Linked DNA regions of Mus musculus: all the other regions are linked to region 4. The links are chromatin loops, found by intact Hi-C in ENCODE. Cell type or tissue: heart. All regions are shown on one strand. Region 1 has its middle 40 kb from the start of Gm33897. Region 2 has its middle 75 kb from the start of Gm34044. Region 3 has its middle 83 kb from the start of Mir3966. Region 4 has its middle 12 kb from the start of 4930459C07Rik. Region 5 has its middle 3.5 kb from the start of Gm33897. Region 6 has its middle 49 kb from the start of Gm40746. Region 7 has its middle 24 kb from the start of Gm33981.

What was found. A loop is a pair of places that touch in the nucleus more often than their neighbours do. Peaks named below come from ENCODE experiments on the same cell type or tissue, not always from the same donor. Only the 100,000 strongest peaks of a DNase experiment are listed, where the experiment ranks them.
Region 1: a loop joins it to region 4, with 2.3 times the contacts of the local background. A loop is called at or near these places in 5 of 42 quality-filtered maps.
Region 2: it touches region 4 in a loop (7-fold over the local background); 18 of 42 quality-filtered maps call a loop at or near these places.
Region 3: a loop joins it to region 4, with 7 times the contacts of the local background. A loop is called at or near these places in 12 of 42 quality-filtered maps.
Region 5: it touches region 4 in a loop (2.1-fold over the local background); 3 of 42 quality-filtered maps call a loop at or near these places.
Region 6: it touches region 4 in a loop (5-fold over the local background); 17 of 42 quality-filtered maps call a loop at or near these places.
Region 7: it touches region 4 in a loop (11-fold over the local background); 21 of 42 quality-filtered maps call a loop at or near these places.

What each region holds. Positions count from the first base shown.
Region 1 is chr10:96,753,710-96,757,709 of GRCm38, reverse strand. No RefSeq gene overlaps it. Among named protein-coding and RNA genes, the nearest start is that of Gm33897, 40 kb to the right of the region's middle. In heart, a CTCF peak has its summit at 2,498; no DNase peak of the experiment used is centred here; H3K27ac peaks cover 3,087 bases.
Region 2 is chr10:97,158,409-97,162,408 of GRCm38, reverse strand. No RefSeq gene overlaps it. Among named protein-coding and RNA genes, the nearest start is that of Gm34044, 75 kb to the left of the region's middle. In heart, a CTCF peak has its summit at 1,969; no DNase peak of the experiment used is centred here.
Region 3 is chr10:97,338,327-97,342,326 of GRCm38, reverse strand. No RefSeq gene overlaps it. Among named protein-coding and RNA genes, the nearest start is that of Mir3966, 83 kb to the left of the region's middle. In heart, a CTCF peak has its summit at 2,251 (motif pointing right); no DNase peak of the experiment used is centred here.
Region 4 is chr10:96,212,443-96,216,442 of GRCm38, reverse strand. No RefSeq gene overlaps it. Among named protein-coding and RNA genes, the nearest start is that of 4930459C07Rik, 12 kb to the left of the region's middle. In heart, a CTCF peak has its summit at 2,388 (motif pointing left); a DNase peak (open chromatin) is centred at 2,362; H3K27ac peaks cover 498 bases.
Region 5 is chr10:96,710,255-96,714,254 of GRCm38, reverse strand. No RefSeq gene overlaps it. Among named protein-coding and RNA genes, the nearest start is that of Gm33897, 3.5 kb to the left of the region's middle. In heart, no CTCF peak of the experiment used is centred here; a DNase peak (open chromatin) is centred at 2,054.
Region 6 is chr10:96,129,927-96,133,926 of GRCm38, reverse strand. No RefSeq gene overlaps it. Among named protein-coding and RNA genes, the nearest start is that of Gm40746, 49 kb to the left of the region's middle. In heart, a CTCF peak has its summit at 1,623 (motif pointing left); no DNase peak of the experiment used is centred here.
Region 7 is chr10:96,932,915-96,936,914 of GRCm38, reverse strand. No RefSeq gene overlaps it. Among named protein-coding and RNA genes, the nearest start is that of Gm33981, 24 kb to the left of the region's middle. In heart, a CTCF peak has its summit at 2,096 (motif pointing right); no DNase peak of the experiment used is centred here.

The sequences.
Region 1 (4,000 bases), 540 kb before region 4:
AGGCAGGAAGCATGGCAGCATGCAGGCAGGCATGGTACAGGAGGAGCTGAGAATTCTATTTCTTCATCTGAAGGCTGCTAGCAGAATACTGACTTCCAGGCAGCTAGGATGAGGCTCCTATAGCCCACACCCACAGTGACACACCTACTCCAGCAAAGCCACACCTACTCCACGAAGGTCACACCTCCAAATAGTGCCACTCCCTGGGCCAAGCAAATACAAACCATTACACCTTATGCTAGCTTTTATAGTGTCATGAGGTGCTACACAGACTGCTGAGGGAGAATTATCTGCAGCAGCCTTTCTTAGCTGTGGCCCCTCCATGCTACACTACCAACCTGTCAGGCAAGACACACACAGTGGTGCTATACTTGCACTTGTTGTGGGGTCAATCAACCACTTTCTGATTGACTTTGAGGCCAGATCCACAGGAGGGTTTTATCTGGTGGTATAAAAGCCAATGGCTGGGAAATTCATAAGGTGAACATATTTGTGTTATTTGGTAAAGGAGAGGGAAGAGTTCGGTGGCTATCCAGATACACTGTATGCATTCATGAACTTGTCAAGGAATACATTTAAAACGTTCTTTAAAGATAACAAATTAATATATTTTAAAAGTTTTTAATAGTTGTAAATCTAGGCTTCCTACTAAATTCTCAAGGGCTGAAGAGACTAGAATAATTGAGCCAGGCATGGTGGGACACACCTGTAATCCTATCACGTTAGAGAGCTGATTATAGTGATTAGAAATTCCAGGCCAGACTCAGCCCCATAGTGAGACACTGTCTCAAACAACAGGAAACAATCTCCCTAGTTGAAGTAGCATTCCTCCCATATCTTAATGCTGAGAGCCTGAATCTTTTCACTAAGTCAACTAACAAACGTGCCTCCAGAACTCATTTCAGCCAAGGTGCTACAGGAACACAGACAAGAGACCTCCACCCCTGCAATCACAAGGCAGGAGGAGCCAAAGCCACTTGTCCTTCCCCACGTCCCCCTTGCCTCTTTGTGCCTCCTCTTTGCCCTTCCTTCCTCAGGCTGATTCTTTCCCTATCTCTGTGACGCCATGGCTAAGATTTCCCTTGTGTTGGTTTAAGAGCAAAGTATCTTATTCATTTGAAATTCCATCTACCACAGAGATTGAAAACATTGTGTGTGTGGGGAGGGGGGGGGGAACAGAGTTGGTTCTTTCCCAAGTAGCCTGCACTATAACATCAACGTGACCCTAATACTGCCCAGAGATGACTCAAGTATTTGGAACACTTTGTAGGGAACTCTCTATGAACACAGCACACCTTTGTATTTTTTTTTTTCTCTTCTTCCTGATGCCATGTTTTCTCAAAGGAAATATAAGGCTAGGAAACTGAAATAGTGAAACAAAAATAGAAAGAGATTTTATTGTTTTTCTCAAATATTCAGAGGCAGAACATTCATAATGTTTAATTGCAATAACATATTAATTCCTTTCCAGGACTTAGTACGATGAAGAAAGAGATGATGAAAGAGCAATCTGAAAAACTGATTTCCTGAGGACTGGTGCAGGAGAGAGAGAATACATAAGAACTGGATCGCACACTGTGGTTAGGGGATATTGCTCATCACTCCAGGGCTCACGTGTCTCGGATCTTAAGTCCAGAGATTTGAGAACGCCACATTCTCTTTTTTCACACCCCTTCCCAGGTCTAAGAATCTCTGAGCTCACTTCATTCTTCTTCTCTCCCTTCAAAATCTTCCACAGCTGATTCTGCTTTTCAAAAATCAAGACTGCTTGACGTTCAGCTGAGAGTAATGAAATCTCAATCCCCCCACACAATAGCAGCTCCGTCTGTCTTCTTTTCTTCACTCCCGGCGTAGTCGGAAGAGTGAGGGCCCAGTGTGAACAATAGGACTCCCTTTCAGTTCTGAGACACTGGCTGCTGTGCAGACTGCATGGAAATAGTCCTTGACAATCCCATGGGTGACATTTCTTACCCCTTATCACCCACGCCTCACACAGCCAGAACTCGATAAGACACTCAGAGAGAAGATAATGCCTGCTATCAAGCTGTCTAGGTAGAAATAATAATAATCATCTGTTTATAGGAAAGCAGCTGCCCCATTGTTTGAGACTCATGAAGTCTCAGACAGTTATTTTCTCTCATGCAGGCCTATTCCTCTTCTTCATGTCCATGCAATCACTTCAGGGTCTTAATGATGGGCATTTGGCCCACGCCCTTTGAAAACAATGGGCAGCGTTTCCGGCAAATATCCGGAATCATATGCAGTCTCAGGATACCCTTTAAAAAGTAGGAATGAGGTGTTTTGTTAAGTACTGTGGCAGCTAAGAAGACACCAAAATGAATATAAGAGAGTCTACTATTCTTCTTTTAAACTGTGCACAGAAGCCAGAATTATTACCACTAGTCTGGGAATGTTTTCAGTCTGAGATCCTAAACCCCTAAATGTCAAAGAGAGGCCTTTCTTTTTCAGAGTGAAATTCCAAAGAACTAAGGTAGGGGGGCTGTCCAGGATCCAGATCACATCCACGTAAATTGCCTTCCATGTGTCCAGAACAGAACAGTAAGGCTTAGAAGCAGCCTGGTGGGAAGTTCACTGTTCTCTTGCTTTGGAGCCAGATCCCTCCCTTGGCTGCAAAAGGGTTCCCCCACTCTGAGGATGCTGCACTGACCAATGTTAGCAGAGGGGGACCCCTTCCTTAGAATGGACTAATGTGGTGGTTCTCAACCATCCTAATGCTACAAGTCTTTAGTACAGTTCACTGCATTGTAGGGACCCAGACCATAAAATTGTTTCATTGCTACTTCATGACTATAGCTTTGCCACTGCTATGAATCGTAATATAGATATCTGATACACAGGATATCTGATATGTAATTCCCCCACAGGGGTCTAGACCCACAGGTTGAGAACCTCTGGACTAAGGGACACTACATTTCTTTTTTGTATATTTATGGTCTGTGGGGGGGAAACACTGAGCAGCTGTGCCTTCAAGGTGAAAGAAACAAGGGCAACAATGAGATCCATTCTTCTTGGCCCTCCATTCAAGGTGCCTTTTCATCCAGAGAACAGACATCTCATCTCTGAAACAGCCTATAGAATCGTATCATTTCAATGAACAGAAAAGTTCAGGGTGCTTTTGCATCTGCAGTGACTTCCCTAGGCGTCATCATTACATCTAGTTAAGATGACTTTATCATTTTGGAGGCTTTCTTTTAGCACAGCACAGCAATGACCCAAAGGATATCAATGATGGGTAACATAAAGATAAGGTAAGTAGAGACAGCCTTGACAAATCCCCCGCCTACTTTTTCCTCCCATTCTGTGTAATTAGCCCTGAGTCAGAACTGCCTAAGTCCAGCTCTCTTACTGCACAGCACACACATAGACAGTTTACAGGCATATACTAGATAGTCTGCTTACACATTATATCAACCTCTCAGTGGGGGCAGCATTGGGGGCTCTCCTTATCTGAGATCTGAGACTGTTGACCTGCAAAGGATGTGTGAGGAAGAGAAAGAAACTTTTCCTAAGAGTTTTTCTGTTTGTGTTTCATTTTGTTTCCAGCAGCCTTACTATGAAGGGGTGACCTTAACAAACCCACAGAGTTTCCTCCATGGTTGCAGAAGTTGACGAGTCCCTCTGACCTGGAGTGGACACCACACATAGGGGAGGTAGGAAGGGGCATATACTCACGCATCATCAGACAAGCCCACAAAGGCAAGGGCAGAGGCAAGGGGGTCTGTCTAGTCTGCTTGGAAGAATGAGGCTTGAAAACATGCAGGGCAGGAGCAGTGGGGTCTTTCACTTGCCTGTCCCTCTGTCAGTACTTACTATAAAAACACAGGTTCTCACACCACAAATGTCTGTAGAATTCTGGAAATGTCTGGATTCCGACTTGGTCTTTCTTTCCTAAGACACTCCAGGGGTTAATGTCTGGACAGTAATCAGAGTCTGGCAGTGCCCACCCCACACATAATAGGCATTGTTGTGCTTTAGAGTT
Region 2 (4,000 bases), 950 kb before region 4:
GTATTCCTCCATGCATGAATATTGCTGTGTGCCTTGCCAAGAAAACGTGTGACAGAAGAGCTTTGTCCAGGCATGAATTATAATGCCATTGACTGTGAGTTCGATGTTAATGAATCATAAGTAAGATGTCTCCACACATAAAATAAGATTATATATTGATCAGTAGACAAGAGGCTTACAGAAACCTGCTTTTGTGTTCCCCATAGGAACAGTACTACAATAGACACAAAACTCAATTTGGTGATCACAAAGAACCTGTAGAACATAGTTCCTAAAGTCAAGAGAATCAAATATACATGTATAATGTGCTTTGAATAAGAATGGCCACATAGGCTCATATATTTGAATGCTTGGAGGGAGCACTATTTGGAAGGGTTCATGGAAGAAGGGTGTCATTGGGGATGGTCTTTGAGGTTTCAGAAGCCTAGGCCAAACCTAGAGTCTCTCCCTCTTCCTGCTGCCTATGGACCAGATGTGCAACTCTCAACTTCTCCAGCACCATGTCTGCCTGCACACCGGCTTTCTGCTAGAATGTCAGTTCATATTAAGCCTCTGAAACCATAAGGAAAACCCAATTAAATGTTTTCCTTTATAAGAGTTGCTGTGGTCATGGGGTCTCTTCGTGGCAATGGAACACTGACTAAGTACATAATGTATATTCTTATTTATATGTATATTGTCTCAGGAAATATTTTTAATTCTTTATTTTACTTTTGAGATTATAATATAATTACTTCATTTCCTCTGTTTCTTACGTCCTCCAAACCTTCCCGAAGACCCAGTCTTTGTGTCTTTAAATTCCATGGGCTCTTTATTCATCAATTGATGAATTGATGAATATATATTCCGAGATACATAAAGACCACCTGCTCAAGGTGTATGATGTGACTTCTGCGCATGGTCTCAGATCCCCAGACCAATCATAAGAGGATGGTAAATTCTGTGCTGTGTGTGTTTGTGAGGGGAGTTAAGAGATTAGAGAGTAGAAAAGAAGCAATATTTACTTACCACCTCATGGAATTTATCACATGTATTATCCATAAAATAACAGACAGCACTAAAGAAATAAATGAAAGAAAATTTCTAATGCTTCCGTTACTCTCACCAACAATAATTTGAAGAAGCAAACATTTCATTAGTAATTGCTCAAGCTTTCAAAATGCAGATAGAACACACACTGGCTTCTTTTTACAAGGACATACATTAAGTCTCCCCTCCCTTTTTCCTCTAGCCTTCCACTCGTCAGCCCCTCCCTGCACTGGCACAGATTTCTGATAACAGACTTCCTGTCACCCAGGCTATCTCCTTGTGCTGGCCTTTCCACGGTACCCACACTGGAGAGACAAGTCCTGTCATTGTTCTGAAATGTAAGGCAGGAGCTTAGATGAGGAGATATCAAACAGAGAAGAAACTTCCTGTAAGGTCTATTTGGTGGTGGTGGTAGTTGTAAAGTGTGTGTGTGTGTGTGTGTGTGTGTGTGTGTGTGTGTGTGTGTATCTCTGTGTGTTTACTTCTAAGTATGGCTATGAGTTTTTTGGAAAAGAAAAGAACTCTCTATTATAAGTCACCTCTTATGCCCTTTATACATTTTATTAGTTTCTTATTTGACTGGAGAAAAAGACAAATATTTTAATTTTACCAGAGGAAATGGACTACCGGTGAATAAGCAGCAGCCTGACATCCAGCCTTCTATATTCCCAGTATACAAGAAGATGGCTATCTCAGTACATCCGTTGTTTTCAGGAAAGACACTTGAACAGGGTTAAAGACATTTTGTTTGCTTGTTTGCTTTAGGGAAAATACACATACTGATACTGGCACTGGACGAATACAGAAGGGGCTGTGCATTTAGAGTTCCTGATCGTGATGGCTTCTAGTACTGAGCTATGTTATTAGTCTCAAGCCTGTATTTCAATTAGACTGCTTCCCCCACCTCTCTGAGACTGAGTTGTAATGCTCACTATTTCCTCTAGAGGGAGAACGGAACAGCAATCCACCAGAACGGTATTTATGGAAAAACTGGGTCAATTAGAGTAACCCTGAAGATTTTTTCATGACAGAAAAACACGAGTTTGCCAGGAGTTCCATAAACCAAAACACAGAGTGGTTACTTGCAATAAGTGGCCTTCTCTGTGTAACCGAGTCACCCTTTGTAATGTATAGGAATGTGGCCTCAGTTTGCTGTCGATATTAAAGCAATAGGGAAAAAAGTTGGGGGCACACACCTCATTTCACTCACTTTACCCACTCACTTTATATAAGTTATAAAGATGTCTCCATTACATTACAGATGATAAGCTCATTAGAGATGTTTGCAAAGCTGTGCATTTGAGTCGCAGTCTTTATGAGCATCCCCTGCTCGAGCACACATGCAAGGTAGCATGAGTGAGGAAGACAATCTGCAGAATGAGCTATTCGGTACATAAAGACACTGCCTAGTACCTCACATCGGGATGACCATCCATTCCCTCCTCCCTGTACCATTTTCCAGGATAGCCAGCATTTGGCTGACATGATCCAATCCTTTTAAGTTTCAGAGACTTGATTTAAAAAAAAAAAAAAAAAGCAACCCTGTTTTAAGATTTGTGTGCCTTATCCAGAAGCTCCCATCAATGGTCGCCACCCAGCTACTACACATCCTGAAAAAATAAGTATCAAATGGAGCCAAGACCAGCAACTCCAGGAATAAAGACTCCTACGAGACAGCAATGGTGATAGGAAATTCTCCTGTTCATCAGTGTGGTGCCCAGTTCCCCACCCCCACCCTGATGATACAGTGACATCATTGGTCAGCAGCAGCACTGGCCTATTTTCTGTACTGCTTATGGTGGATTGGACTGGATGGAAATAAACATCTTATATAACAGGCAGGCTGTGCTTCCTGTCTTTCTCTCCCTACCCAAGGAGATTTTCCCAGTGTGAATTCTGCCTGTACAATTAACATTGGCCAAATTTCAGTTGAAAAAAAAATCTGTTAGGGTTTTAAGCAGATTAACAAATACAGCCCATGGATGCTGTCCCCTATTCCTTCTCCTTTATACGCATGAACGCACACACACACACACACACACACACACACACACACACACACACACGAGAGAGAGAGAGAGAGAGAGAGAGAGAGAGAGAGAGAGAGAGAGAGAGAGAGAATCTCCGAGTTTGCCTCCCACCATTGCCTCCAGGCCCCCTGCAATCAAAACAGCTTTTTATCAAGAGACAAGAAAAGCAAGCAAGTTAAATTGAAATTGGTCTTGGAACAGTTGAAAACAAAATAAAAGATTGCAGATTAGAGCTATTGTCCCATCTCGGAGATACAAAGCAGACCCCCCTCTGTGCTTATTTTCTCGGCATTGAAACAGACAAACCAAAGATTATGAAAGGGTGCATCCTGCCCTAAGTAGCCTTCAGCATCAAGAAGAGTACAACCCTAGAACCAGACATGTGCAATTGTGATTTGTAATGATTAACCAAGACTCCCTGAGCTTTGTCTCATAAATCTTGCTTTGTGTGGAACCGTTTATGAATCCTTGAACTTGAGCATTTTATTGTAGAGGCTGCTTCTGAAGAAATTACGTACAAATGAGCCTTCAGTATGATTTTGCTGATTCCAGTACAATAAGTCAGAGACAGCCGAGAGCTAAGGGGCGGGGAGGAGGAGGGGGGAAATGGTTGAACAGCTTAGTGGAGACTCATTTGAAATCAGCAAAGTGATGCTATGTTGGGAAGGAGGAGGTTAACTGACCTAGTGGACTTTGTTGGTGAAATCATTGTGCAGTCTTGATGCAGTCAGTATTTGAACATCATATGCATGCCTCGAACATGGAAAATACCAAAATAATCTGAATAACATGGAGCTTGAACTTGGCATTTGAGGATTTTTTTTTCACTGAACTACTGATTTGCAGTCCAACTTAGGAACATGCTTAGGAGCCAATTCAGGGGGTAGATGATGAATTAAAAGGGCCAGAAAGATTGCACGTGGCAGAGAACCAGAAAAATT
Region 3 (4,000 bases), 1.1 Mb before region 4:
GACTTCTTCTCACCAAACACCTATTCCTTCATTATTTCACATCTGGACTGTCTTGTGACTTACCTGACAGCACCTGGATGCTGAAGAAGGCCAGTTTGCTTGTTTCAAGCTGGATCCTAGACGTTACTTCCTAAAATCAAAGATTTACCCAGTTCAAGTTAGAGGTGCTCAGTGATATCTCACTTTCTTTCCAGAAGCCTTGGTATCTGCAATAATATCTTTCAAGAAAATATATTAATATGTCTGTATATACATACATATATTGATATCTGGATATACATACAGATATAGGAGAGAGAAACAGAGAGTCAGAAAGACAAAGAGAATACAGACCTTTTAATGCTGAACAGCTCCAATATCATCAAATAATATACTCTATTCTGATATCAAATGGGAAAAAACTGGCTTTGGAAAAAGTCTTTAGACAATGGGTTACATTAATCTTCACAGAGAGGTTAAAAAGCACATCTTCTGATCAATCAGTTATTGATCACAATGTATGAATGGTCAACAGTAGATACTCAGTACACTTGAACTAACATATGAACCCTTACCAAGTAATACCAATGGCATATTATAGGGAATATATACATAATAAATGCATATGTAAGCAGGATAATAATGCGAAATAAGTCAGTGACAGCATGAATTGTTTAAGATGCCGTATTGAGCAGTGGAATTAGCATAAACTTCATATCCAAGAGGCAGGATCTAGCAGGATTTAGTTGCACGGGCTGTCTCACTTTGAGTCAGTCACCAACCTCAGCATTCTCATGTGAGGAAGATAAGAACAACTCTGGCATCAAAGTAAATACAGTGATTAAAAACAAAAACAAAAACAAAAACAAACAAACAACTTTGAAGTCCTGCCAAGGTCTAGCCTTAGCTTGAAGAGGGGTTCTGAGAGAAGGGGTGTCCGGGAGCAGTGAGAAGAAATCAAATCGTGGGTCCAAGCTGACTAGTGTTCTACTTGACACAGCTTTTCCAGTCTGCTTTTCTCTGTGTTCTGCTTTCTCTCTGGAGATGTCTGTGTCTATATTCTGTTTGCTTGTTATTCTAAGAAATCTCTCTGTCCACATTCTGCTTGCTAGTCTAAGAGATCTCTTTGTCCATGCCCTGCTTCGTGTGTGTGTGTGTGTGTGTGTGTGTGTGTGAGAGAGAGAGAGAGAGTTCTCCAAGCAGTTCTCTCTTTTTATCGTAAAAAATTTCTCTTGATAGCTCATCCACACAGAACACAGATCCAGTCTTTTATTTTATATATTAATCCAGTAATTTACTCCAGGTTTCCTTTTATTATCTTCTGAATCGGAATACCAGGACCCCAGACCTTTGATTCTTAGGAGACAGTAAGCATATTTTGGTTTTCTTAGCATTGCAAAAGAATTCAGAGATTTTTCTGTCTTTGTTAAGCACAGATGATAAACGAGTTGTGTGGGACCCTGCTCTGTAATTACCATTTTACCACACCTGGGCCTAACCTCACTCTGCACTAGGCTCATTCTGAACTCGGGACCTCCCTGCTTTTGTAAGCAATAACAACAACAACAACAAAAAAAATGTAGCTGGGTGGGATCTCATGTGATCACCACTCTCTAGCTCTCTTTATCTCCTTCCCTAGTAATTTTCTAGCAAGTAGGCTCACAGAGCAGCTGCTTCTGTTCCTTTGGATTCCTGAAGCCCCTCCCATAATTCATATCGCACCCTTACTTTCTGCATTGTTGAGAAATTATCTATTTTCCAACTCATGTATTTAGATCTCTTTCCCATTGCCTTAAGGGCTGTACTGAAGGTCTCGGTCTTTACCATTTTGCTGAGACATAGCCACACCCTGGACTCCTGAACTCCTGCTGCTGTTTGTAATTATCACAGTCATCAATGTTAGCAAAGATGATATTCCTTGGAAGGAAAAAGTCCTCCGTTGCTATTTGGGTCCAGAAATTGTGTACATTATTACACAAACAAGCCTTGTGCCCAATGCAATCAACTCTCGGGAAGGTTCCCACTGTGGCCCTCTTCCAGGGACAGGAACCATGTCACTCTGTGCCACCAAGACCATTCCAGGCTCAGCAAAGCCCAACAGAGATACTTTTATGTCAGTCCTAGATACGAAATGGAAGTAGTCCATAAGTCAGTTACATTCACCAAACAGTCGTAGAATAAACAAAGGAGTGAACAGATTTTGAGAATGATTGAAATTTGCATCATGAACATAGTGTTTTTCCAAGCATGTAAGAGTAATTCAAACTCCCACCACTAGAGGACGATAAATATACACCAAAAAACCCTACTTTCTTAGATCCTGAATCTGTTAAAAATTCCCGTAAGTAAAATAAAGAACAACTATTTAGAAGTACAAAAAATAATCCGTCAGTGATTCACATTTTTAATCTATTAGTTAATTATAATTTCATCCGTCTCGTCTTTGTCTCCATCTCTCAGTGTGAACATGTCTCTCCCTCCCGCTGTCTTTCCTTCAAGACAAAGCCTCTATTTTTAATCCCTATAGTAATTTTACAAGGTGTGACTGTGCGTTAGTAAGGAGACAAAGCTCGGAGACTGGCACATGGCTGGGAAATTGACCTGTCCAGAACAGAATCCTTTACAGAACACCTTTCTTAGGGCCACTCTATCTATGGTTATGGCTCCATTCTCTTGATTTCTTTGTAAATCCCCAGTGATTCGGCTCTACTTCTTTTAAAGTGTCTTTGCTAGTTCATCTGTATCTTCTGACATCACCTCCTCTTCCACCCGGAATGTCAGGTCTTCATTATCAACTGGATCAGATTTAGAAAGTCCATGGGGTATTTTCAAGGGAAATTCCAGAAGCATTTAACTGAAGAGGAAAGATCCACTCTTAATGTCAGTAGCACCATACCTGAGATGGGGCTTACACTTCATCTTTATTTATTTATTTTTTTAAATAAGTCTAAGAGGGGAGGAGGAGGAAAACTAGCAAGCCGAGAAAAGTAATACACACCCACTGAATTTGATATTCTGATGAAGACATCTCTCCTCTGAGTTTCAAGCAGAACTTATTCACTCTTTTCCAGAAGCAAATTTCTGGGGATTACCAGCACTGCCATGGCAAAGTACCACATGTCAGAGAGTTTAAACCACAGAGATTGGTCTCCTCACCGTTCTAGAAACCAGGACTTGAAGATCACGATGCTGGCAGGGCTGGGTCCTTCTGTGCCCTCATTCCTTGGCTTATAGATCGTGGCTACTCTTGGTTGTCAACTTAACTGTATCTGGAATGAACTATAATCCAGAAATGGAGGGCATGCCGGCCAGAGAGTTTCTTCTGGGTTTGAAATAGGTGAATAAACTTTTAGTCTGGACTTTTGAGGTGGGAAGACCCAGGCTTTTGATCCAGCTCGCCATTGATGGATTAGTTGGAATGCAGCCTATAAGTTATTCCGTGTGTGTGTGTGTGTGTGTGTGTGTAGGGGGAGGCAGAGATTCATTCTATAAGTTCTGTGATTCTAGACATCCTTAAGAGGCCACATTATCCTATATTTTCACAGGGCCTTTACTGTGTGCAGTTGTATACCTAAATCTCCTCATATTATGAAGACATCATCATACTAGGTCAGTGGCCACCTCATAAAACCAAACAGTGCTTAGTGCTCGCCAAAATAAACCAACCGGTGGTGCCCCATGTTCACCTGAATAAACCAACTGGTCCCATTGCTGACTGGAATAAACTAACCAGTTCTCAGTGCCCATCCCAATAAATCAGCAGAGCTCAGTGCTCACCTGAGTAAACAGACAGCGTTCAGTGGCTGCCCTAATAAACTCAGTACTGTGTGTATGGGGGGGAAAGGGGGGGAAATATTTGCATTAGCAAACAGGAAGTGTTGTGCCGTAAATTACTCTCATGTCACATTCAACAGCTGTGCCTCTGTTAGCTGCTAGAAGCCAACATCCTACAGTACCATATTCAATAATTCTTAGTACTGGGCACAGAGGCCTGTGTCCTAACCAGGGCTGCTCTCGGGCT
Region 4 (4,000 bases):
TTATAATTGTATCTTCCATACTGATTTATAATATTATTATTTAAGCATGGGGGTAGAACACACTTCCACGTGTTGATTTCCACACATGGGGAGAACACAGAAAAACATATCTTCCCCTCTCTCCTGCGGACTGTGTGAGCACATCCCACGGCAGCAAAAGGGACGCCAAGAAAGGGGGGTCACAGATGACAAAGGAGATCAGTGAAGCACAGGAGATGGCTACAGAGTGGTAGGGCACTCACGCTTGTCTTGAAGCAGCCGTAGAAGAAATTGGGGGGGGACAGGTAGCGGGGATTATATAATTCAGATCTCTCTCTGAATGGAAAAAGAAAAGAAAAACAAAAAGAAAAATGCGGACATGAGAAAGACAAACAGCATTTAAGAAAAAGGAAAATGAAGAAGGAGAGGTGGGTCGATGGGTAGAAGGAAAGCCGGCTACGCAAGCCTGAGGACCCGAGTTCAGGGCCCAGCACCCACCTAACCCTGGAACTAGTCAAATTAGTGAAGTCTCAGTGCCAGTGAGAGCCCTGCCTTCTTATATAAAGTAGAGAGCAATCAAAGAAGCCTCCTCACATCGACCCTAGGTCTCCACATGCATGTGCATGCATAGGCAACCCCACACATGGAAATACAAGAAAGCGCTCCTGCGCATGCGTGCGCGCGCACACACGCCACACCATAGTAAGAGACAGGAGTACAACAATAACTAACACACGATCGGTCGCCGTGAGAAGCAACCCTGACTTTCAGGGAAAATGCCATTGATAAGTTCACATACTGTAGACAAAGACGTTATCATCGTGCCCAGAGAGCACAAGGAAAACATTAGTAACCTTGATCGTGTAGAGGAAATTTACTAAACCTGGGCGGCAGAAGGCATCGGAGAACAGCAAGGCCACTCAGAGTAGACTGCTCACCATGGAAGGTCTAAGTGCTCTTCCTACAGCTGAACAGGTAACCAACAGAGATGTGACAGAAATAAGGTGAGCAGAGGGACAGAGAGGTGAGAGTCTTATCTATCGGTACATTCCAAAAGGACAATTCACAGTATTAGACAATCCCGCTTTGCTTGGCTCTAACAAACCACCTTGGGTTGTGGAATGATGAGAGATCTGTTTAGCTTACAATTTTTGAGTCTGACAATTCAACCCTGGGTAAACCTAGAGTGTTTGGCCCTTGGTGACAGTCCCCTATGTGTGCTACCCTGTGGCAGATGGTGCCGTGGGGGAGCCAGTGCAAGGAAAGAGACAACACATGGCAGAGGCAGGAAGCCAGATCATGAGAAAGGTGAGCGTTATGTTTTATAACAACCCACTCTAAGAGGAAGTCAGCGGGTTCCCATACACATGGCTTTGATCCCTTCCGTGTGAAATAATTACCTTGGTCTAATTACCCCACCTTCTCTTAAAGGTGCCTGTCTCCAGCATCACCACACTGGCGACCGAGCTTTAACAAACACACACACAACCCTGGGCAACATACTCCTGCTACAGTCAAACAGCAGCTAACATCTAAAAGTAGTAGCTTAGAGAATAGCAAGACAAGCTGATTGTTTCAGAGATGGTGGGTGGGGGGGTGGACTAAAATACAGGTTCCAAAATGAAAAGTTATACCTGAGCTGAGAGAGATACTGAGGACTGGGAAAGTCAAGTAGGTATCTGACTAACCGTGACTTTCATTGTTAAAGTATGCCATTCTCATCTACACTTTGATTAATTTTTTTTAAATAATTGCCGTAAAAATGTAAAAGTACTTACTTCACCACAAAATATATAATCCAATATTATATAAATGATGTGTATGAAACTCTTGAGAAAATATTCCACAATATATTGGAAGTTGAACGTGACTCACTTCGTTTTTGATAGGCAGCCACTGACTAATTCTAAAGTGCTCAAGTCCAGTGAGAGGAAAAGTGTCTTTCACCATACCCTTCCATCCGAAGACATCTAAGTCCATCGATTATGGTGTACAGGGAATGCCTGATTGCTTTATGATGTCATATGCTGCTACAGAAATTATTTATGATGCTCCCGGAGCAAGACGATCTACTCTGGGGCTGATACCTTGATTCAGAATTTGACACCTAAAGTGGTTTGAAGCACTTGTGATATTTAGACGTTGAGTGACCCAATGCCATTGCCTTCAAAACACACATTCAAAACATACATTTTCCACCGGGAACTAGAAGGGCATTTGCAATGAACATCCCTCCAAGCAGCCGAGAACAAAGGAAATGTTCGGCAAAATGATGTTGAAACACTACCACTCAGGCAGGCCTTCTCCCCAGTATCTTTCCAGCCGAATAGCGTGCCTGCCTGTGACTCAGATACTGTTCACATTGGAAAAACAAAGCGGAGACATCTACTTAAACGCGCAAACAGTGCCCTCTGCTGGCGGAAATGGGATGTTAGTTAAAAGAACTTCGTCTCAATGACCACAGGGAAAGAAGGGGGAGGGGAAGGAAGGGAGAATGGAGAGATAGAAGGGGAGGAGAGGAGATGGGGAAGAAGCAGAGGGAATAGGAGTGGGAGGGAGAGGGAAAGAGGGAGGGAGAGAGAAAAGTGGACTGGGGGGGGGGGGAAGGGGTAAGGAGGAGGAGGAGGAAATGATACAAACAGGAGAGAAAAAAAAATGGGTTTTAGTCCTTTTTAAGGATAAATGCTTGAAGCATCTTATCACATAGAAGATGCCAATATATTTCCTTAAATCCCAAAGTAACACGTGGCCTTGAATTAAGGAATGGTTTTACAGTGTCCATTCTTTGCCTTACTAAGTTATTTACTCATCACAAGCTCCCTCTGGGGGTGTCCCCCAGTGCTCTGACTATGCGACATAATATACACTCAGCCTTTGCAGAAGATAGTAACTCTATCAAACAAAATTGTTTCCTTAGCTCACAGACCAGGGCTCTGACAGGGTTCCAGAATGTCCCAGGCTGCTCGACATGTTTCTAAATGCTTAGGAAAATCTTAATGTTGATTTTTTGTTTGTTTGTTTGTTCTGTTTTGCTTCAACAAAAGAAGTGGTTGCTTGAAGATAGCAAAATTGGTTTCTTGAAAGAAAAGAAAATGAGTGAGGTATATCCTTCAGGGCTGGCAGGGGGGCGGGTCTGGAGATGTATGTCATACAATTCATCGTAAGTACTTAGTCAATGGAGTAGCAATTCAAATTAGTTTATATATATATATATATATATATATGCACATGTATAGGTAGTATAGTTACGATATTATCGTGTATATATATACACATACGATATATATACACACATACTATATGTGTGTGTGTGTATATACATACATACATATATATATACATACATACATATATATGAATATGAAAGCCAGTATTTCTAATATCTTACATTAAAAATCAGTTGGCTACCCAGCTTCCCATGCCACCACAGTAGTGGGGTTAGCAATGTAAAATATGTAAATATGTTCTATTTTCATAAGGCATTTGCACTGGTGTATTAATACTGTGTGCATATTTAAAGATGTTACAGAGCCCAGCTTCGTCTGACTGTAAGTCGTCACCCCACTACAGGGTCGCTTAGCTGAAGGTGACCGTTCTAAAGACAGTGACAATAGCAGAAGACTCCTGGATGTGCAATGATCAAAAATAAATTCAGCCTCAATTGTGTAACAATCCCAAGGTGCTTCAGGCTAGGCTCGCCTGTGTTACACCGCACAGCTTCTCTGTACTCTCAGCTCGGAACACACAGGAGCCTGTATGCTTATGGATGCCGTCACTCATCCCAACTATCATGCTCAACTAGTCCATTGAACCATCACGCTCAGACGCCCTGCACGCTATGGACTGCGGGGTTTTTTGCTGTTGTTGTTTTGTTTTGTTTTGTTTTTTGTTTTTTGGTTTTTTTTTTTTGTATTTTATCATATGCACAGCTTTCTGCTCTTCTAGAAATGTTAACAGCTGAATTAGGGAAAGCAAAGATGCTCCTGTCATCTGGCCCCAGCCAGGGAGTGTCACATCCATG
Region 5 (4,000 bases), 500 kb before region 4:
CCTAAGGTCTCAGCAGGAGATCACAGGGGTGGTTTACAACAGTGAGACAATGCTAAGGCTTCTGGGGTCTACACCCTGATGCTCATTCAGCCTACAATGGAGCTATTTGAATCTTCTCTGCTGTCCAGTAATGCGTTTAATAAATCTGGGTAACAACAACAAGAATAGGTAGGCTGTTATTCCTTTTGAGCCTTTAGGGTGGGGCTAATGGTGGAGAACTTCTGTCTTTCACATCATATTCAAAGCACATAATTAGTACAAAAATGACTTTTGAAAGTTTATCCATTCAATTATAAACATGGTTTGTGGTGGTTTGAAGGAAAATGGCCTCCATAGTCTCATAGAGTATGGCATTATAAGAGATGTGGTCCTTCTGCAGTAGGTGTGGCATTGTTGGAGGAAGTGTGTCACTGGGTGCAGTCTTTGAAATCTCAGTTGCTAAAGCCAGACCCAGTGTGTCACTCTCTTCCTGCTCTCTCTGTATTCCAATGTAGAACTCTCAGCTTCTTCTCTCCACCTGTCTGCCTGCACACTGCCATGCTTCCCACCATGAAGATAATGGACTGAACCTCTGAACCTGTAAGTCCTAATGAAATGTTTTCCTTTATACAAGTTGCCAATGGTCATACTGTCTCTTGACAGCAATAAAACCACTAAGACTTGATTGCATCTAAGAAGAGGACCTTAGGGACTAGCAGCTGGCTTAACAACCCTGTTTTTCATTACATGCACTTTTCTGTTTGTTTTATGTTTAAGTAATAGGCATGCACGAGGAAGAAGAAGAAGAAGAAGAAGAAGAAGAAGAAGAAGAAGAAGAAGAAGAAGAAGGAGGAGGAGGAGGAGGAGGAGGAGGAGGAGGAGGAGGAGGAGGAGGAGGAGGAGGAGGAGGAGGAGGAACAGTAAATCAATTAAGAGATTATCTGTGTCCACCATATAGGAAAGAAAGATGGAGGTGGGAAAGAGGGCAGGAAAACTGGATAGGAACCTCCTGCAGCAGAGCAGGAGATGGTGGTGGGTAAGCTGTGAATGGAACAGAAACTGGGTCCGAGCCCAGGTCATCTGAGCAGCAGCTTCTGTGCTCCATCATCACATCCTCCAGCTAAGCTTGTGTTTCTAGCAAGGCTCCCAGAGGTGGGGCAAGACCTGCTGCAGAACCAACTTGTTTGGTTTTTTCCTTTTCTCTGACATGTGAGCTCACATGTATTTGTCATTCACATGATGATCTGAGGCACATGCTCAGCACAGGATTAATCTAGCTACTACACTGTTTTTGTGTGAAAGGAACATAGCATCCACTCTATATTTTTTAAAGAACACAACAGACTGTTATCAACTACAGTCATTGCCCTGGGTTCCAGATCTCTTAAACTTATCTCCTCCTATCTAATTACAGTAATATACCCTTTCACCAACACCTCTCCATTGGTGGGTTGTTCAAAAATTTCCCAACCTTTAATATTCAACATTCCATTTTTCCTCTGCCCTGAGATAAACTTGTTTAGATCCCATATATGTATGAGGTCATTTTGATATCTGTCTTCTCGTGTCTGTCTTATTTCAGTTAACACAATGCCCTCCTGGTTTATTCATGCTGACAAAGTAAATAATAATAAAAATTTTTAACCAAAATTATCTTCTTTTTAATGGCTGAATACCACTCTATTACATTCAATGTGTGTCATACTTATCCAGTCTTCTATGTGTAGACACAGACTGATTCCATACTTGCTCGATGTGAACAATGCAGCAATAATCATGGTTCCATAGACATCTTTGACATACTGAGTTCATCAGTAGTTCTGGATACCTGTTATTTTAAACACGAGAGGCACAAAAGATCTGAGAAAGATTCTGAAGTCCAGGAGGATGATCTGGGCCTTGGGAAAAGAAAGCAAGCTTTCATTTGTGGCGAGTTGCAAAATGCATTTCATTGACCTGTACTGCAGATATCCCCAGCTTCAAAGTTATGCAACAGTAACACATCTGGAAATGAGATTCTATGCCTGTGTTGATCTCTTGAAATCCAGGAGCACTGACTGAAGTTGGACCTCTTGAAGCCCTTTGTCAGGCTGCCCACATCCCCCAGGGAGGGGTGAGGTTACAGCAGATTAGCCTGCAGATAGCTTCCTGAGCTCAGTTGACTCTGGGTAAAAGCCAACTAAATAATAATCCTCACCCTCATTACATTTTCTGGACAAACGTACTCAGATGCAATATGGAAGATTGCTTATTCCCTTGGCCCAGATGGCTTTGTTGAGCCTGGTGTCAATGTGTACATACGGAGTCCCCATCTCCTTTGTGGGCAATTTTCTTGATTTCTTTGAGTGTCTGAGGGCCAAGTTTCTTGAAGCACACTCCATGGATATGCTTGTGAATGTTGATGGTATATTCTTGGGTCACCACCTTGTCGATGGCAGAAGAGCCCTCCTCCTCCTCCTCCTCTTCCTTTTCTTCTCTTTCTTCTTTGTTTCTTCATCTCTTTCTTCTCTTTATTCTTCTCCTTCTTCTTCCTCCTCCTCTTCCTCCTCCTCCTCCTCTTCTTCTTTCTGCCACCCTTCTTTGAGGAAGCCATTCTGCCAGGCCCAAGTTAGGAAGGACAGGCACAGTGGATTCAAATAAGTACCTATTATCTCACCAATGATATGGGTTAACACTCTGGTCAGTGTCTCTCACAAGGCTGCTGTCAAAATGTCTATCAAGGTGACAGTCAAATCAAGGCTGACCTGAGGAAGACCCCAGATACTTAGGAGATCCTGCCTTGACTCATTGGTTCTCCACCACAGAGCAGTCAAAGCACTGCAGTGGCTTCCCCAAGGAGCAACCACTGAGAAAGATAAGGGACAGAAGTCACTGCCTTTCCATAATATAACCTCAGAAATGACAGCTCATCACTTCTGCCGTAGTCTGACAGAGGTGAGTCCACATTCCCAGCCTGCACTCAGGAGGAGGAGATGGCAGTACCGAAGCATGAGCAGCAGGCAGTGTGGCCATGGCAACCCATCTCAGAGGCCCCCATCCTCTCAGAGAAGGACATCAGTGAGCAAGCATTTATAAATGACGATCCCATTACTAAAAACCCTGCCCATTCTAAAAGAGCACCTAAGGCAGGGACTGGAGGTGGGACCTGCACAGAGCAACAATATTGAAGAGACATTCATTTGGGTATTCATTTTGTAAGCACAGACATCATGACCCCAGTTATACTCTAAAGATTTCAAGACACTAAGATTCAAACTTAAAGCAGGGGCTAGAAAGACTCTATGCCAATGTGCTCACAAAACAAATAAGGCTGCTGGGTAACAAAGCAGAAAGTAAGAGTGGCTCCAAGTCACAGGGCCACACAGATAGTATTGGCTAGTATGTCATGACTTGACTCTCCTTCCTTCCCTGATGGAAATGCGGGCTCTCTGTCTGACTTTCCTCTGCAACTATACTCCACATTTAATTTCTATGAATTAAACCATAGAGAAAAACTGAAGCCCTGGGTCATCTAGTCTCTTTAGGTGTTTGTGATTTTACTAACTCTTTTAGAAGTAGAAGTAGTAGTAGTAGTAGTGGTGGTGGTGGTGGTGGTGGTGGTGGTGGTGGTGGTGGTGGTGGTGGTGGTGGAGGTGGTGGTGGTAAGTTCAGCCATTTGTATTGGAACACCCTGTAAGTGAAGAGAGAATCTAATCCATCAAATTCCCATACTTCCTAACATAGATTTTTCACAGGCTCTGCTTTTCCCGTCTCCCCTGGTATTGCTGATGCTGCTGTTTCATCTTGGCTTCTACACATGCCTGAAAGTCAAACAGTGTTAGACATCTCTGGCACTGAACAACCCCATAGAGAGCAGGGACCTTTCTGCAAGAGACATGAGAGAGACACACTTGCCTTCAAACCATCCAAGTTGTCTCTTGTTACTGTTTGTTTCTTCCCCGTTGCTCCTTTGTTGTTTCTTTGTTTTGCTAAATAAACTTCTTTTAAAAAAAAAAAAAAAAAAAAAAGCTTTCTGGCATTT
Region 6 (4,000 bases), 83 kb after region 4:
CCTTGAGAACTACATAACTATGTTATTTTTGAGAAAATTCTCATGTTTTAAGTAAATGCATAATTTTGTGCTGGGCCACATTAAGTTATCCTGGGATGCATGTGGCACATGGGTGAGTTAGAGATAGCTGCAGGGCCGAAGTCATAAAGCCAGAAACTAGCTGACTGGATTTCAAACAAAAGCATGAAGGCTCCTCATGCCAGCCTATGTGCAGACAACTCAGGCATCTGGGTAGAGTGATTCCCCAAATCTTTAAAATGAAACTGGCCCTGAAGACTCTTCCTAAGACAAGCAGTCATGAGTGTGAATCTTGCCACTTATCTTGAAAAGCATGATTCTCTCTGGTTGCTATCTACTTCAAAAAGACTTAAAAATATACAAATAAAAATATTTTTATTTATTAATTTGTTTATTTATTTATTTATTTATTTTTCCCATTTTTTATTAGGTATTTAGCTCATTTACATTTCCAATGCTATACCAAAAGTCCCCCATACCCACCCACCCCCTACCCACCCACTCCCCCTTTTTGGCCCTGGCGTTCCCCTGTACTGGGGCATATAAAGTTTGCCTGTCCAATGGGCCTCTCTTTCCAGTGATGGCCGACTAGGCCATCTTTTGATACATATGCAGCTAGAGTCAAGAGCTCCGGGGTACTGGTTAGTTGATAATGTTGTTCCTCCTATAGGGTTGCAGACCCCTTTAGCTCCTTGGCTACTTTCTCTAGCTCCTCCATTGGGAGCCCTGTGATCCATCCATTAGCTGACTGTGAGCATCCACTTCTGTGTTTGCTAGGCCCCGGCATAGTCTCACAAGAGACAGCTACATCTGGGTAAAAATATTTTTGTTCCATCAACCTTATGCATATTTTTTTTACATTCCTAGACTGGCAAGATTTCTCTTTGTCTATAGATCTGCCCTCTTGGAAAGTCTTCCTCCCTCCTGTGACATGGAAGGATCTTGGTCTTTTTTTTTTTCTTAGTTGGAAGCAAAGAAAGCAAAGTACTGAAGAAACAGCTTGCATCACCAAACACCTAAAGATACATCATGAATTTATACCTTTAATATATCTTACAGCCTGCAAGACAGAAACTGGGTAAGCCTTCCCATGCATAAGGAAGTGTGTCTGGGGATATTGGGTACTGCACTTAATGTCATGTATGCAGAGAGTTGATCCTTTTCCTTTCTCCCTAATTTGTCTGTCTTTCCCTCCTTTTGTTCTCTCAGAAAGCCCACCACTTCAGAAAGTCTAAAGAGATAGGGGCTTATGAGAGTCAGATAAAAAATATTTTGAAAGGGATAGTCATGCATTTCCTGGCTTTGGAGAGGTCTTGGTGGTGTGCTCTTAGATGTTGTGATATTAGTTAGGATCAACACCCTGCCATTGGGCATGGGGTCTCTGGAATCTTCACTCCTGGGTGTAGCTGGAGGAGAATGCGTTCTGTGTGTCTGTAACCAGAAAGGGTAGAATGCTAAAGCCGGTCTAATTAAGGCCAGTCTGCCTGTCCATGACTGTCTGTCAGACTTGAGTCTGGCCTGCCTAGTGCAGTGGAAACAAGTGGGTTTTTTTTTTTTTCCTCCTTTTTCCTCATGTTTTAACTGTGTGAGGTTACAGTGCCACCATGTGGATCCTCCGGTGTGAACCTGGATAATGAAGCTGGGGCTACAAAAGTGGTCACAGGCAACCTAAAAGACTTGGGAACAGGGACAGAAAGAGAAACCCGGTTTTTGAAAAGACACCGTGGTTCGTCAGGAAAAACAGAAGTCACGTCGGTCGGTCAAAAGATAATTTACATTCGTGAGCACCGCTTGGAGCCAAACAGACGCTAGTTGAAACTTACCAAACTGTCTTTACAGCCTCAGTTGCCTTGTCTGTGTAACGGGCACTGTAGTAGCTCCTCTAGGCTGCCGTTAGAATCAAAAGGCAGTGCACACAAAGTGCTCTCTGCCTGCCATGTCTGGTTGTTATGACTGAGCTAAGAAAGGAACTTCACAGCCTTATGCTGAACCGCAGTCCCGTGCTAGGACTCTCGACATTTTGCCCATGGTTTTACCTTGATTTAAGCCTTAACCATTTCACCTTCCCCTGCCTTTGACATGTGAGCTTTGCAGCAGTCAAATTTCAAATCATGTATTTCAAATCATGTTTCCATCATCTTGTAGCTTTGTAGCCTTGGGATATTTAAACCTTCTGAGCTGGGAAGCTGTGTGGTGATGCTGGCCCTTTGTTCCAGCATCCAGGGTATGGAAGCAAGAGGCTACCCTCTTGTTCAAGGATATTCTCTGCTAGATAGTTAGTTAGACTCCAGTATGGACTCACAAGACCCTGCCTGGGGAAAATAAAAATAGGGAACAACAAAATCCTGAGTCCTGGTTTCCTTGTCTGTAAAATGGGGTTAAGAACCTGTTACAGAGGGAACTAGAGCTCGGGCACTCGAAGCTTCGGATGCAGTAACTTCAATGGTCATCAGTCTGCGCCCATCACTGTTACGGTCATGACTACACTACAGGACAGCACAGCCTCACCTTGACCTCCAAGTAACAAAACCTTTAAGTTCACCTTAACATCAAAGAGCGATTGAGGAACTAGACAGGAAGCAACTTCTGTGGTCTATTTACCTACACACCTCAATGTTGAGGTTCTGTGGTTTTTATAAGGTTATCTTCTCAAGGCTAAAAGTGCAGCTATGAACAGTTTACACCTCAGTGTTTTCAGTATTAAAGTGTATTTCATAGTCAAGGTTAATAGTGCCATGTGTTAGTAGCACACACCTTTAATCCCAGTACTCAGGAGGCAGAGGCAGATGGATCTCTGAGTTTGAGACCAGCCTGGTCTACATATAGAGTTCCAGGACAGCCAGGGCTACCTAGACAAACCCTGTCTTGAAAAGCAAACAAACAGAAAACAGAACAAAACAGTTACTACTCTGATGTCTTTAATTTATTTTACATGTCTTCATCTTCTGAGGCCCCAAATCCAGTCCTTTCAAATCAAGCAAAATCTTAGAACTAATGAACAGATTTAGACTTGATGAAGACAAAAACTCAATCGTATCCATCACCGCAAACTCTGAAAGTCTAGATTTGCCGTGACACCTGAGTGGTCCTAGCCAGGATAACACAAACGCAAAACCACGGTGATCTTAGCTCTAAGCTTTAACACCTCCAGCTATTCGGGGGGGGGGGGTCCCCAAAATGTTTCATAAGCCTCCTCCACTTCTGATCCCCACCACTATGCTTAAGCCACAGTCTCATAACTACCTCCTTGGACTGACAGCAACCTGCTGCACTTTCCCCACCAGGCTATAGGCAGCCCTGCAACCAGAGGGGCCCCAGGCATCTCCCACACCTGCCCCCTTCCCTGCCTCACTCCTTAAATATCCCCAACCTCAGTAAATATCCTCATTGCTGCTTCCATTAAAATATAAAAAGCACAGATCTCCTGAGAGCATTTAGAGCACTGGAGTCCTGGCTAGGTCTAGAAACTATAATCTATAATAATAAATATGCATATATATGTATAATATAGATATTTATTATATACGATATGTTTTTTTAAGTTTTATTTATTTTTTGTATGTGAGTGCATTGTATCTGTCTTCAGACACACCAGAAGAGGGCATCAGATCCCACTACAGATGGTTGTGAGCCACCATGTGATGCTGGGAATTGAACTCAGGACCTCTGGAAGAGTAGTCAGTGCTCTTAACCACTGAGCCATCTCTCCAGCCCCTTATTTTTTATTTTATATGTCTTTATATGTAATATATATCTTTATTATACATGTATAAGATTTATATCTTTATATATAATATATTTATATGTGTTTAAAGATAATCTTATACATGTATCTTAAAGAAACGTAAATACACTGTATTCTTTATATATCTTTATATTATCCATTGTAATGTATAGTTATAATATCTATAATTACATAATATATAATTATACATAATATATTACATACATAAATATAAACAATATAACTATATAATAATAT
Region 7 (4,000 bases), 720 kb before region 4:
TATCCTGTAGCCACATTGTATCTTAACAATGAATGCTTCATGTATGATCACTGTGACAAATTAAATTATACCTTTTTTTTTCTCTATGGAAAACAGTGACATTTGTTTCAGAGTGCAAAATAATCCTCTCTCCCAATTGGACATGCAAATGATCAACAGCTATATACAAATTAGCTCAGGATCATAGAAATACAAGTAAAAACATACAGTAATATAACTCTTTATCATCTTAGACGATGAAGTAACAATCTTTTTTAAAGGCAACAAAAAGTATTGGTGAAGGTATAAAAGAATTTTGTCAGTGAGTACGTGATGTGATATAGATGCCAGGCAAAATAGTGTGGGCAGCCTGCAAGCAAAATTAACATGTGACCCAGATATTTCACTTCTGGGTATGACCCATCTGAACTTAAAATAACATCTCCAACAGAAACTTGTTTCCCCTGTTCATCATAAAGTATTCACAAAATCCAACAGGCAGAGAAAACATAAGTATACACTCAAGGATGAATAAATAAAACTAAATATGTTACACACACACACACACACACACACACACACACACACACACACACTTTTCATCCTTAAAGAAGAAGCATTTAAAATATTTAACACTGCTGGAACTTGAGAAAATCATGTTAAGAGAAATTAACAAAAAACAAATACAGCATGACTTCCCTTCTATGATGTACTAAAATGTATTGGGCTGCATTTAGTCAACATCTCTGCCTTCACTATAGCAGAAACTATCATTAATATAACAACTTTAAATGTACCAAACAATACCTCTGTCTCTGGAGAAAGAAAAACAATCAGTATTCAATCCCAACCATGTGAAGACTTTTCACCTTCTTAAGTCCTAGGCTATTAAAATTGCAGGGCACCAGAAATATCTTCATTCCTCCAAGTACTTTTTAAAAGTACTCAATGTAAAATTTAAAACCAATTACTAATCACAATAAATTACCAATACTATTTTATTGTGTAAACATCAAATCTAACTGAGTAGTCTGTTTTAAAGCATGCAGTCCTTTCCATTTCGGATGAAGAATTAACTGTTTGCCTTTGAGCAAGGTACAGGTTTCTGGTGACTTTATTTACTCAGACACCAAATGAAGATGTTAATAGCAATTCTTTCCCAGTACCATCAAGAAAGAGTGAGGCAGTACACATAATCACCCATCTCACTCACTATAATTTATATACTTACACACTAGGTAAGAATACCAACTGCAGATAATTTTGTATGTGTGTGCTTGTGTGTGTGTGTGCATGTGTATATGTGATGTATTTATTGTGTATATTTTTCTGTATCTTAATATCTTCTTATGAATTATTTTTAAGGCATGGCTTTTAAAATTTTTAAACTTTTGTCAAATTTGGTCACATTTTGCTATTCTCGCCATTCACACAGTAATGACTATTTTTAAAGAGAAATTACATATTTTTTCAATTCTCCCCTCATTCTAACTTCAGTAGAATGGGTTGCCTATTCTAAGCTCTCTTTAAATATGTTTGAATAAATACCTATAACATTAATGTTTAATGCGATGCAAGTATTTCATTTAAAGATAAGAGAATGTTTACATTTCTATTCAACAATTTCAAGTTCAGACTACCTTAACTGGAATAGCTATATCACATTTGCCTTGGGGAGCAGGTGGTGGGAAAACTTCCATTTGCAGAACAGTAACAATCAGAAAGAAACATTATAAGGGACAGACAATTTGTTTATTATGATTTCTTACTTCATAAGCTAGCAGATTGAATTCTAAGCTTTCAAGCCATGGACTTCTGTGCTGGCCTTCATTCAGTCAACATCTCTGCCTTTGCTTATACCTAACTAATATCACAGATTTAACAACTATATGTGAACCAAACAATGCTTCTGTCTTTGGGGAAAGAACAACATTAGCATTCACTTCCAACATCCTCAAAGTGTTTCCTGTTTCCTCTCTCCTCTTATAACACACACACACACACACACACACACACACACACACACACATACACACACGCACCTACACATGCACACTATACACATAACCACTGAAACCATGCGAAGTCCATCTGGCCACCAGAGGGCTTCCCTGAGAATGGAAAAGCCCAGAATACACTCCTGTCTGAATATCTGCCTGGTTTTGTCCAGAAGGCAAGTGTGTGAATTTTAAAGTGTGAAAGATGCTGCCTTCCAAAAACCAGAATCTTCTTCGTGTGAACAAGATTTCTATAGCTGGTGACCTTCCTTCGGTGGGTAAAACAGTGTAATGCCAAACTGAGATTTGTTACAATTTCATTCACTAACTGAATTTAAATTGCCATTTCCCTTCAACAGCAACTGGATATCTGTGATTTTAAGAAAGTTATTTCTCATTATAGGAGATAAAAAACATTATACTTTTTAAAGTATACCTTTACAGATATGTTGAAACAATTTGTGGGTAAAACATGATAATGTTTGTGGTTATTTTAAATATATATATATATATATATATATATATATATATATATATATATATATATATATATTGTGTGCCTCCAAAGGCTAGAAAAGGGAGACTTTGAATGTTTTCATCATAAGTGATAAAGTTTGATGAGATAATCATGTCTAACCTCATTTGTACCTTGCATAGTGCATCTCTATCAAAATAAGACATGGAAGCCTCATTCATGTATATAATTTTATTTTTGCATTTTTTTAAGACAAGGTCATTCCGTTTTACGTGAATGGCTTTAATCCTTGTGCTCAGTGCGTCCTCTTGCCACAGCTTTCCCACCTATGCATATCTCCCTGAAATAAGCTCAGATGCCATCTTACTCTATGTGATAGCTATTCTTTGTTTGATTACACCTGGAATTACCTAAAACCCTAACATGGAGGTGCATACCAGTAAGGGAATTTTTGCTTAAATTGAGGTAGGAAGATCTACTTTTAATCTGGATCTTTGAGATAGGAAGTCACATCTTTAATCCAGATCTTTTGAGCTGGGAAAACCCACCTCTAATTTGGCTCATGACTTCTGATGAAAGCCTACATATGTACATGAAAGAAGGAAGCTTTTTCTCTTTGCCTGCTTGCTCTCGCCTTGCTAGTATATCCATTCCTTCACTGGCACTAGTCCCTACTTCTTTAGGATTCCAGTGGATACCGAAGACCACCTGAGATACCCAAGCTTGTGGACTGGGCAATTACTGGATTTTTTGACTTTCTGTTCACAGCAAGAAATTTTTGGATTAGCTGGACCACATCCTGTAAGCCATTTTAATAAATCTCATAGATAGATAGATAGATAGATAGATAGATAGATAGATAGATAGATAGAGATAGATAAATGATAGATTCATTCTATACTTTATAGAATCCTGACTAATACATTGTGTATCAGATAAAAATAAATTTAGGATGTGAAAATGGTTTTTGCTTTTGTTTTTTGAGATAGGGTCTCTATATTCTTATGCTTCTTTGAATTTGCTATGTAGCCAATGCTGGTCTTAAAAGACCCTGATATAGCTGTCTCGTGTGAGGCTATGCCAGTGCCTGGCAAATATAGAAGTGGATGTTCACAGTCATCTATAGGATGCAACATGGGGCCCCCAGTGGAGGAGCAAGAGAAAGTACCCAAGGAGCTGAAGGGGTCTGCAACCCTATAGGTGGAACAACAATATGAACTAACCAGTAGTCCTAGAGCTCGTGTCTTTAGCTGCATATGTAGCAGAAGATGGCCTAGTCGGCCATCATTGAGAAGAAAGGCCCCTTGGTCTTGCAAACTTTATATGCCCCAGTACAGGGGAACACCAGGGCCAAGAAGTGGGAGTGAGTGGGTAGGGGAGCAGGGCAGAGGGAGGTATGGGGAACTTTTGGGATAGCATTTGAAATGTAAATGAAGAAAATATCTAATAAAAAATATTTAAAAACTGGCAAATCTAATGCCTTACAAACCAAGAGTTCTAGGATGAGAGGCATGCCCAACCATGCTCTGAATTTTTTAATTTAATTTGA